2 separate regions of the Homo sapiens genome follow, and region 1 is linked to region 2. Evidence: chromatin loops called from intact Hi-C (ENCODE). Cell type or tissue: HepG2. All regions are shown on one strand. Each heading gives the region's core, and the rest is flanking DNA. Links, peaks and the distances in the headings are about the cores only.

Evidence for each region. Hi-C counts contacts between places; a loop is a spot of excess contacts. Peaks named below come from ENCODE experiments on the same cell type or tissue, not always from the same donor. Only the 100,000 strongest peaks of a DNase experiment are listed, where the experiment ranks them.
Region 1: a loop joins it to region 2, with 17 times the contacts of the local background. A loop is called at or near these places in 11 of 110 quality-filtered maps.

The regions. Positions count from the first base shown.
Region 1 is chr1:101,517,128-101,522,509 of GRCh38, reverse strand. No RefSeq gene overlaps it. Among named protein-coding and RNA genes, the nearest start is that of LINC01709, 120 kb to the left of the region's middle. RefSeq lists a silencer at 2,048-2,157. In HepG2, for the core only: a CTCF peak has its summit at 2,077 (motif pointing left); a DNase peak (open chromatin) is centred at 2,059.
Region 2 is chr1:102,432,660-102,438,041 of GRCh38, reverse strand. No RefSeq gene overlaps it. Among named protein-coding and RNA genes, the nearest start is that of OLFM3, 440 kb to the right of the region's middle. In HepG2, for the core only: a CTCF peak has its summit at 3,369 (motif pointing right); a DNase peak (open chromatin) is centred at 3,391.

The sequences.
Region 1 (5,382 bases), core at 52-5,051, 920 kb after region 2:
AATCTCAGCTGTCCTCAGCCTGAGCAACATAGTGAGATCCTGTCTCTAAAAAAAAAAAAATACAAATACAAAAATTAAGCCAAGCATGGTGGCATGTGCCTATAGTCCCAGCTACTCAGGAGGCTGAGGTAGGAGGATCGCTTGGGCCTGGGAGGTAGAGGCTGCGGCGAATAAGCCATGATCATGCCACTGTACTCCAACCTGGGGACAGCAAGACCCTGCCTCAAAAAAAGAAATCTCATCTGTCCCTTGAACTTCATCTATTTTTTTTCTCATAGTATGTAATTAAGCACTTCTACATGAATTTCCTTAGACTAGTGTGGAAGCTCCAGGAGGGGACAAGGCATTGTCACTATCTTCAAATTAAAGTCTATTGGATATAATATACAAGGAAATATGTATTTACAGTACAGTGTTATAAGCACTACAGGAAAAATATATAAAGCTAGTGGGAGCACAGAGGGAAAAGCTTTCCACAGGAAGTTCATTTCAGAAATATTTGCAGAATTATTCCCAGTTTAAGTACAAAGATCTGAGAGCAAGAGGCACCTGGTATGCTAGAAAAATGTACTTTGTTCTGTATGAACTGCAGCAGAGTGAAGACTAGTGCCGATTTTTTTTAAAAAGTGTCTAATAAGCAAGATAATAAAGATATAACAAGAATGAAATGATAAATATAAAGAAGGCAATAAGGCAATAAAATAATTTGTTGACTGTAACCCTGCTGCAAAGATAAGAGCTGCAACCATTTTAAGGAATAATTTCACCTAACAAAATCCAGGGAATGAAATGAATGAAAAGTAGAAAGGCCAAGAAAGCAAAATACATAATGCACATATCTCACACACACACACACACACACACACACACACACACACGGCTTAAAAATTTCCTTCAAAGCAGGGCAGTGGATAAGCAGATAGTGAGGGGGAGGTGTCAGCATATTTACCTGTGGCTTGGGCAGAATTGTTTTAAGTTTCTACACTAAGCCAAAGATGGGCATGTGGTTTGGCAACCTCAGAAATATTAGGAGTAAGGTTTTAAATTATAAATGTTTGTAGTCTTTTTTCCAAAACTGATTCAGGGAAAAAAATACATTCTATGCTGTCATTCAAAACTTCCTTCTGGTAATAAAGCCAAACTTTTTAAAAAATACATAAGCAATTTTTTGAAAATATTTAAAGGGATTAAGGCTTGTTCTCCAAGCTCACTCTCACCGTGTTGACTATCACTTGTCAGTCAAAGACTCCTAACCAAGCATTCTTTTTAAAAATCTAATCTACTCAAGTATGGTTCTTCAAAAAATTTAGACCATAACTCTCTTAAACAAGAAATAACATCAAAGATTTTAACATTAATTAATGAGGAAATCAATAAGGTATTAAAATTGGTTAAAAGGAGAATCTGAGAGGACTTCCAGTTTCAAAATGGTGGCATAGAAGCAAGCTGGCTTCACCCTCCCCACCACTGCCACCACATACACATAGAAAACCAGAAACATATATACAGCTCTAACATCATCACTAGCAATATTCTAGAGCTCAAATAGAAGGGTCAGATCATTCCTGGGACCACAGAGAAGGGAAAAAACCTTTCAACACACAGTAAGAAAGTTGGACTTCCATATCCGTGACACCGCTCCCCCAAATCTGTTCAACAGCAAGAACATGGAAAATTTCTCCCCAACTTAGGGTTTCTACAATAAAAAAAAATGAGATGATGTGGACAACCAGCTTCTTAACCACCTTGGGTTTCTTGGCAGTAAACCTGTCTCTGCCTCAAGCCACAGGAATCATCAGGAGTGCCTAAAGAAATATCTCTGAGGACAGAGACAAAGAGCAGAGATGGGAATACTATCTATAAAACTGGAAACGTCTCTGTAACTCAGCCAAAAGAGACATCAAATCAGAGTGGCTGTTCAACAGCACCATGTTATAGGAGGTTTGTGTAACAGCTTCCCTGGCACAAACCCCTAGCCAGCCTTCCCGCACTCAAGATATCCGTTTTGGGATATCCTCCCATTCGAGAAGGGAGGCACTCTGATTGCCTAGAACCAAGGAAATCTTGGTCTTAAGCTGCCATCTAGTGACCAAAAGGAGGCAGTGACCTAGCTGGGGTGATAAAAATAATGACAATTAACAGCTAAATTATGAAGAATCTCTAAGCAAACATGTCCAGTGTAAATCAAAACAGGTCATACACAGAAGCCTGGAATAAATAATCGTTTAATGCAAAAACATGGATGTACATCCACAAGAAACAGCAGACAAGAAACCATAACCTCTCCAAGTGGACAAACCAAGGAATCAGGTACTGACCCTAACAAAATGGCAATATGTTAACTCTCTGATCAAGAATTCAAAATAGCAGTTTTGAGAAAACTCTGTGATTTTCAAGATTACACAGAAAGGCATATTTAAAAATTATCAGGGATCTCTAACAGAGATTGAAATAATTTTTTAAAATCAAACAGATATCTTGGAACTGAGAAATGTATTTGCTAAACTCAAAAATTTATTAGAGGGTTTGAAGAACAGAATAAATCAAGCAGAGAAAAGAATCAGTGAGCTCGAAGATAGGCTATTTGAAAAAAACAGTCAGAGAGTAAAAAAAGAAAAAAGAATGAAAAGCATGAAAATATTTCATAAAATTTAGAAAATTACTTCAAAAGACCAAATCTAAGAATTATTAATTTTCAAGAGGCAGTTGAGCAAGAACAAGGGGTAGAAAGCTTATTCAAAGAGAAAAAAACAATAACAGAAAACTTTCTAAATGTGAGAAAGAGATAAATATCCAGGAACAGGAAGGTCAGAAAACACCAAACAGATTCAACCCAAATTAGACTACCACAAGACCTATAACAATTCAACTTTCTAAAGCTAAAGTGATAGAAAGCATCCTAAAAGCAGAAAGAGGAAGAAAAGCAAATAATATATAAACAAAGCTCCAATTCATCTGGTGACACAATTCTCAGTGGAAACCATACAGGCCAGGAAGTAGTGGGACAATATTTTCAAAGTAATGAAAGAAAAAACTACCCTCCAAGAATACTGTATTCATCAAATCTATCTTCAAATATGAAAGGTTTTTCCTCAACAATCAAAAGCTGAGAGAATTTACCACCACCAGACCCGTCTTACAAAAAATGCTACAGACAGTCCTTCAATCTGGAAGGGAAAAAAAAAAACATTAACATGCAAACAGATAATTTTTCAAAGTATAAAACCCACCGGTATAATTAAGTACATAGAAAATCACAGAATACTCTACTACTGCAACAGGTGTACAATCTATTCATAACTCTAGTGTGAAGCCCCAAAGGCAAATCTACAAAAAACCATAATACCAACAGTAACCTGTTAAGAGATTGGCAATATAAAAATATGTAAATCAAGACAACTTAAAGTCAAATGGGGGACAGAAGTTAAAATGTAGAATTTTTGCATTTTTGCTTTTTTTAACATTCTTTGTGATCTAAGTTTTTATCTCTTTAAAATAATTTATTTTATCTATAAGATGGATTTTCTAAGTCTCATGATAACCACAAATGCAAAAACCTATAATAGATTCACTAAAAATAAGAATGAATTAAAACACACTATCAAAGAAAATCACTTAACCACAAAGGAAGACAGTTAAAAAAAGAAGAAAGAAAGAAAAGAATTACAAAACAACCAGAAAATAGACAACAAAATGATAGTAGTAAGTCTTTACTTGTCAATAACAACACAGTGTAAATGGACTGAATTCTCCAATTAAAAGGCATAGAATGGCTGAATGAATAAAGAAGCCCCAACTATATTCTTCCTACAAGAAACCCACTTCATCTCTAAAGATACACATAGACTAAAGCTGAAGGAGTTAAAAAAGATAATCCATGCAACTGGAAATAAAAAACAAGCAAGAGTAGCTACATTTATATGAGATACAGTAGACTACAAATCAAAGACTGTAAAAAAAAGACAAAGAAGGTCACTATATATAATGATAAAAGGGTCAATTCAGTAAAAGGGTATAACAGTTATAAATATCTCTTTATCTGACACTGGAGCACCAAGTATATAAGTAAACATTAATAGATCTAAAGGAAGAGAGAGACAGATGGCAATACAATAACAGTAGGGGACTTCAATACCCCAGTCTCAGTAATGGACAGATCATCCCAACAGAAAATCAACAAATAAACATTGGAGTTAAGCTACACAATAGACCAAATTAGCCTAATTGACATTTACAGAACAATATACGCAACTGATATAGAATTCACATTCTTTTCATGAGTACTTAAAACATTCTCCAGAATAGACCATATATTAGGCCACAAAACAAGTCTCAGCAAATTCCAAAAAAGTAGAAATTATATCAAGTATCTTTCTGACTACAATTGAATTGAACTAAAAATTGTTAACAAGGGAAACCTCATAAAATACAGAAACATTTTGAAATTCAGCAACTTACTCCTGAATGAGCAATAGGTCAATGAAGAAATTAAGAAATAAATTTACATTTTTTAAACAATTAAAAATGGAAATACAACATAGCAAAATCTATGGGATACAGCAGAAGTAGTACTGAGAGGGAAGTTTGTATCAATAAATACCTATATCAAAAAGGTAGAAAGACTTCAAATAAACAACCTAATGATGCACCTTAAGGAACTAGAAAAGCAAAAACAAATCAAACCCAAAATTAGTAGAAGGAAAGAAATAATAAAAATCAGAGCAGAAATAAACAAAATTGAAACTAAAGGCAGATAATCAACAAAGTGAAAACTTGATTTTTTAAAAGACACACAAAATTGGCAAACCTTTAGCTAGATTAAGAAAAAAAAAAGAGAGAAGATCAAATAAATGTATTCAGAAGCCAAAAAAGGAGACACAACAACAGAGATCACAAAAATAAAAAGAATCATTAACAACTATTATGAACAACTATATGTCAACAAATTAGAAAACCTAGAAGAAATGGATAAATTCCTGAACGCATGCAACCTACTATGATTGAACCATGAATAAATAGAAAACCTTAACAAACCAGCAACAAATAACAAGATTGAAGCCATAATAAAAAGTCTCCCATAAAAGAAAAGCCTAGGACTTGATGGCTTTACCACAGAATTCTACCAAATACATTTTTGAAATCTAATGCCAACTCTACTCAAAATCTTTAAACAAATCAAAGAGGAGAGAATATTCTAAACTCATTCTATGAGGCCAGCATTGATACTAAAATCAGGCAAAAACATAACAAAAGAAAGAAAACTACAGGCCAATATCCCTGACGAACATAAACACAAAAATCCTCAATAAAATACTAACAAACCAAATTCAACAACACACTTAAAAAAGCACACACTGTGATCAAATGGGATTCATCCCAGAG
Region 2 (5,382 bases), core at 258-5,257:
GACAGTAAATCTTGAGAAAAAAATAGAAATAACTAAATGGTAGAGGTGGAACTGAGTAGAATAAATAGCTCTTGCTCATTTGCTTATCTTTCATGATTTTCAGCTTAAGGTCTCCTATTTCTTCACATTGGTATCCAGGATGTTCCTCTGGGCTGTCAGGGGTTGCTCACTCAGCTTTCCAGGCTTTGACTTGAGTTGATACATCCAGGAATTGATACCTGGAACTTTTACTGCTAAGGGGGTTGAAAGGAGAATGATTTAATTCCCTTCCCAGCTTGGGCTTAGGGAAGGAGAGAGAGAAGGGAGAGCTTTTACAAATACCAAATATCCTGGGTTAAATAAAGGTGGTCCTACTTCTTGGGGTTGGGTTTCTGCTAGTTGAGTTAATTCCTGTTGAAAGCAAGCCAGAGGGGTTACATGCTTAACCAATTCAGAGGTCTCTTTGTCTATTAAGAAATCATTGATGAGAAAAGGCTGTCTGTACGCGTCTCAAAAGGGCTTAGACCTAACTTGGAAGGGGTGTTTCTTACCGGCAGTAAAGCCGTGGAAAGAAAAGTAACCCAAGGAGAGTGAGTTTCTTAGGACAGTTTCCTGAGATGTCTTTTGATGATATCATTTGTCTTCTCTATCTTTCCTGAAGACTAGGGTCTCCAGGTGCAATGGAGATGATACTGTATGCCTAGTGCCTTTGAGAACCCCTGTGTGATGGCTGCCTTAAATTAGGGGCTATTGTCACTTTGGAGGTACTTAGGTAGACCAAAAGGGGGAATAATTTCATTAACTAACACCTTTACTACCTCAGAGGACTTCTCTGTAAGGCATGGAAATGCTACTACCCAGTTAGTGAAAGTATCTACCCATACCAGGAGGTACTGAATGGCCTTCGTCTTTGGAATGTGGATGAAGCCAATCTGCCAGTCCTCCCTTGGAGAGCTTCCCATCCTTTGGGTTTGAGGAGGAAAAAGCTGCCTGTTCAGGGAATTATTTTTAAGACAGACTTCACAAGCATTAACAACCCATTTTGTTGTTAGTAAGGTCTCTCCTGAAAACAATCTCTGAGAACATTGAAAGTTTTATCCTTTCCCAAGTGAAAAGCTCGGTGAAGGATTTTAAGGACTTTCTATTGGCTGCAGCCTGGCAAGTGGAGCTTGCCATCCTCTGATTGCAGCCCTCCTGAGGGCTGGAAGGTGTCCCCTCGAGAAGTGGCCCACTCCATTTCTGCATGGGAATACTGAGGCTTGATTTCTCTTATAGAGCCTTCCCAAGTTAGAGAGGCTTCAAGCATTTTGATGCCATGAAGCTTTCTTGCTGCTGACTTGGCTGCCTGATCAGCTAGCTTGTTTCCTTCAGTTATTTCATCCACTCCCTTCTGATATCCCTTACAATGCATCACTGCTACCTCTCATGGAAGGAAAACTGAGGATAAAAACCTGTTAATTTCCTGATGGTATTTTATAGGAGATCGATTGGCAGTAAGAAAGTGTCTTTCTTTCCAAATGGCAGCATGAGCATGGAGAACTAGGAAAGCATACTTGGAGTCAGTGTAAATGTTAGCTACCTTTCCCTTGCTTCACTCAAGAGCTCTTGTAAGGGTTGTCAGTTCAGCTATTTAAAAGCGTGTGCCTGGAGAGAGAGACACACTTTCAGTAACATCATTCAGAGTGACCACTGCATATCCTGCTTCACAGACTCCTTGCTCTACAAAGGAGCTTCCATCTGTGAAGAGGGTCCAGTCTCAATTCTCTAGGGGTTTTCCGGAGATCTTCCCTGGCTGCATAGGTCTGTACCACAGCTTGTTCATGTTCTAGTTCCCCCATTCCCTCAGGGAGGAAAGTGGCTGGGCTTAAGCAAGAGTAAGTCTTTAACTGGATGGTGAAAACTTCTAACAGCAGAACTTGATATTTAAGGAGCCGACTGTCTGTTAACCAAAGGCTTCTCTTAGAGGACAGTAATCCCACCACATTATGCGGAGTATAAACAGTTAAGTCATTTTCCTGGGTTAATTGAAGGCTTTTGGGACTAGTAGGGCCACGGTGGCAATGCTGGCCATCCTTTAGTCCCAAATCTTGTTTCTTACTCAGGTTACTCATAGGCTGTTGAGCTGGTCTTCAGGCCTGTGTTAAGACTCCCAAGGCCATTCCCTTCCTTTCTGATGCATACAGATTGAAGGCCCTTCCTACAGGGAGGCTGAGAGCCAGTGCCTTTACTAGGGCCTGCTTTAGCTGGTTCCAGGCCTTTTGAGCTTCAGGTTTCCAGGTTAAGAGATGAGATTTAGCTGCTTGAGTTTGTCTTATGAGGTGATACAGAGGATGAGCTATCTCACCATACCCAGGTATCTATAGCCTGATAAAGAGAAGTGAGAAAAAGGGGCCCCTTTAGTCTCCTTCCTTGTGGTGTGAGCCAGGGTGGAGAGGAAGGCAGTGGAAATGTTCTTCTTGCTCTTTTCCCTCTGTGGTTCCTGGGTCCTGGCACCTTGTTGAATGTTCCACCCCTGGTTGTAGGCGTGACCTCCAGCCATAGAACCAGAGAAACTAAGCAATTGGGGTTATTCACGCCCACCCAAGTGGCTCTAGTCCACTGCTTATGATTTCCTTTTGACTTCCTAGACTTGTGTGACCTGCCTGTCTCTCTGAAAAATGGATCTCAGGAAAAACTATGTAATAGTTTTTAGGGGCAAGGCCCCTTTAATGGAGACAGCATGCTAGGTTGAACTCTGTATCCTGCTATTATGACCAGTGCTGAAGCGTTTACCCTTAGAGAATGGTTTTGGTTAACTCCCGAACTTCAAATCCCCTTACTAATGAAGTACCACTCTAATTGGAGGTCGAATAGGTGCCTCAAAAGAACGTACGGGGCCAGGCGCAGTGGCTCAAACCTGTAATCGCAGCACTTTGGGAGGCCGAGGCGGGCGGATCACAAGGTCAGGAGATCGAGACCATCCTGGCTAACACGGTGAAACCCCGTCTCTACTAAAAATACAAAAAAAAATTAGCCGGGAATGGTGGCGGGCGCCTGCAGTCCCAGCTACTCAGGAGGCTGAGGCAGGAGAATGGCGTGAACCCGGGAGGTGGAGCTTGCAGTGAGCCAAGATCGCGCCACTGCACTCCAGCCTGGGCGACAGAGGGAGACTCCGTCTCAGAAAAAAAAAAGAAGAACATAGGGACCAAATGGCCGTTTTCTTGATAATTTGGCCTTGGAGGATATTTTAGCCCTAATTGCTGAAGGCAGAATTTTCCTATTTACAGAAGCAGCATGTAGCCTAGCTTTTAATAGCCACAAAAAGGGGAGAGAATCGGGAGGCTACCATGTTTCAGTGAAGGACCGACAATGTGCCTCATGGAGAGGATCCCTATTCCACTAGGTGGTGCTGTTGACCTTGAAATACCATGTGCTCTCTAGACCAAGGGCAGAGTGACCTTGACATGCCATATGCTCTCCGGGCCAAGGTCAGAAAGAGACCTGGAAATGCCATATGCTCTCCAAGCCAATGGCAGAGAGAGACCTGGATGTATCATGTGTTCTCCAGACCAAGGGCTGAGAGAGAGAAATGCTCTCTTTGGTTGGTTTGGGAGCGGGGGTGGACTCTGTTCCTAGAAAATCACAGACACCTTCTCTTGAGCTATATCCCTGGTTAGTACAACATTTCTTAATCTTGCCAAACAAGATTATGTCCCCGAACTGTAAAACTTCCCACACATTGAATACATAGAAAGGATGAGAAATACGATGGCCCTGGACAGGTAAGGAAGAAATTACAAAAGGAAAGTTGGAGAGCCCATTGCCAACACCGCACTGGGGCCATTGGAGGCTGGGGTAAGTACAGAAGCCTTTGGATAATACCGAGGGGTAGCCCTGATTGGAAATCCTCAGTTGTCCCAGGACTTCTTCCAGTACCACATGATGTCTAAGTCCTCCATGAAAGAAAACTGGTTTAAACATGGCTCACTGAGAACTCCCATACCCTTGCTATCTGCCTAAGTGATTACTTTTTAACTCCTATATCACAGTTACCTCCCACAAGGTCCCTTCCTCAACACGTGGGGATTACGGTTTGAGATGAGATTTGAGTGGGAACAGAGAGCCAAACCATATCATAGTGTGTTGCTTAATTTTCAAATATTTGGAAATTTTTTATTATTCCTTCTGTTATTGATTTCCAGCTTCATTTCATTGTGGTTATCAAATTGTATGCATTAAAACATTTTTAATTTATTGAGACATTTCATGGACTAACATATAGTTTATCTTGAAGAATATTACATGTGTTTTTGAGAAAAATGTTTATTGTGCTATTGTAGGGCAGACTGATGAGTGTGTGTGTATTTGTTTGTGTACTTTAGGTATTGATGGTTTATGCTATTGTTCCAGTCCTCAAGTCCTCTATTTTTAATTCATTTTCTGTTTAGAAGTTCTATTCATTATTGAAAGTGGGGAATTGAAGTCTTAACTAGTACTGGACAGTAGTATGTTTCCTTCTTCAATTCTATAAATGTTTGCTTCAAATTTTGAGTCTGTCTCTAACATATATGTGCTTACATTTGTCACATCTTCTTCATGATTTTACTTTTTATTATTACATAATGTCCTTCTTTGTGTTTTGTAACAGTCTTTTTGTGTGTGTTTTGTTTTGTTTTGTTTTCGCCTATCTTGTCTGGTATTATTAATTTAGAAATCTGAAATAAAAAATGTTCCAAAATCTGAAATGTTTTGAGGTTCAACATAATGTTAAAAGAAAATGTTCACCGGAGCATTTGGGATTTCCATATTTTCAGATTAGCTATACTAAACTAGGAAGTATAATGCAAATACACCAAAATCTGAAAAAATCAGGTATCTGATTTTTTTTCTAGTCCTGAGCATTCTGGATAAGAGATACTCAACCTATATAGCCATCTCCAGTTCTTTTTTGGATACTGTTTAAGGGTTTGTGTTTTTTTTCTTCCCCCCATCCTCTTACATTCAGCCTATTTGTGTCTTTGGCTCTAAAATGAGTCACTTTACACAGCATATAAGTGAAGCATGTGTTGTATTTTAATCCATTCTACCAAACTCTGCCTTTTGATTGTAGAATTTAATCCATTTACATTGAAAAAAAATGATGGAGAAGGAGTGACCTCTAAAATTTTGCTATTTGTTTTCCGTACTTCTTATGTCTTTTTTGTTTCTCTTTACCTTCTTTTGTTTTTAATTTTTTGTAGTGTACCATTTTGATTTCTTCTCATTACTTTGTGTGTATATTTTTAAAATGTTTTCATGGAAGTTACTATGAGAAATAATATTAATATCCTAAATTTATAATAATCTAGCTTAAAATAATATTATATTAGCCTTAACAGCACACAGAAACTCTGCTCATATTTATCTCTGTCTTTATTTTGTTTT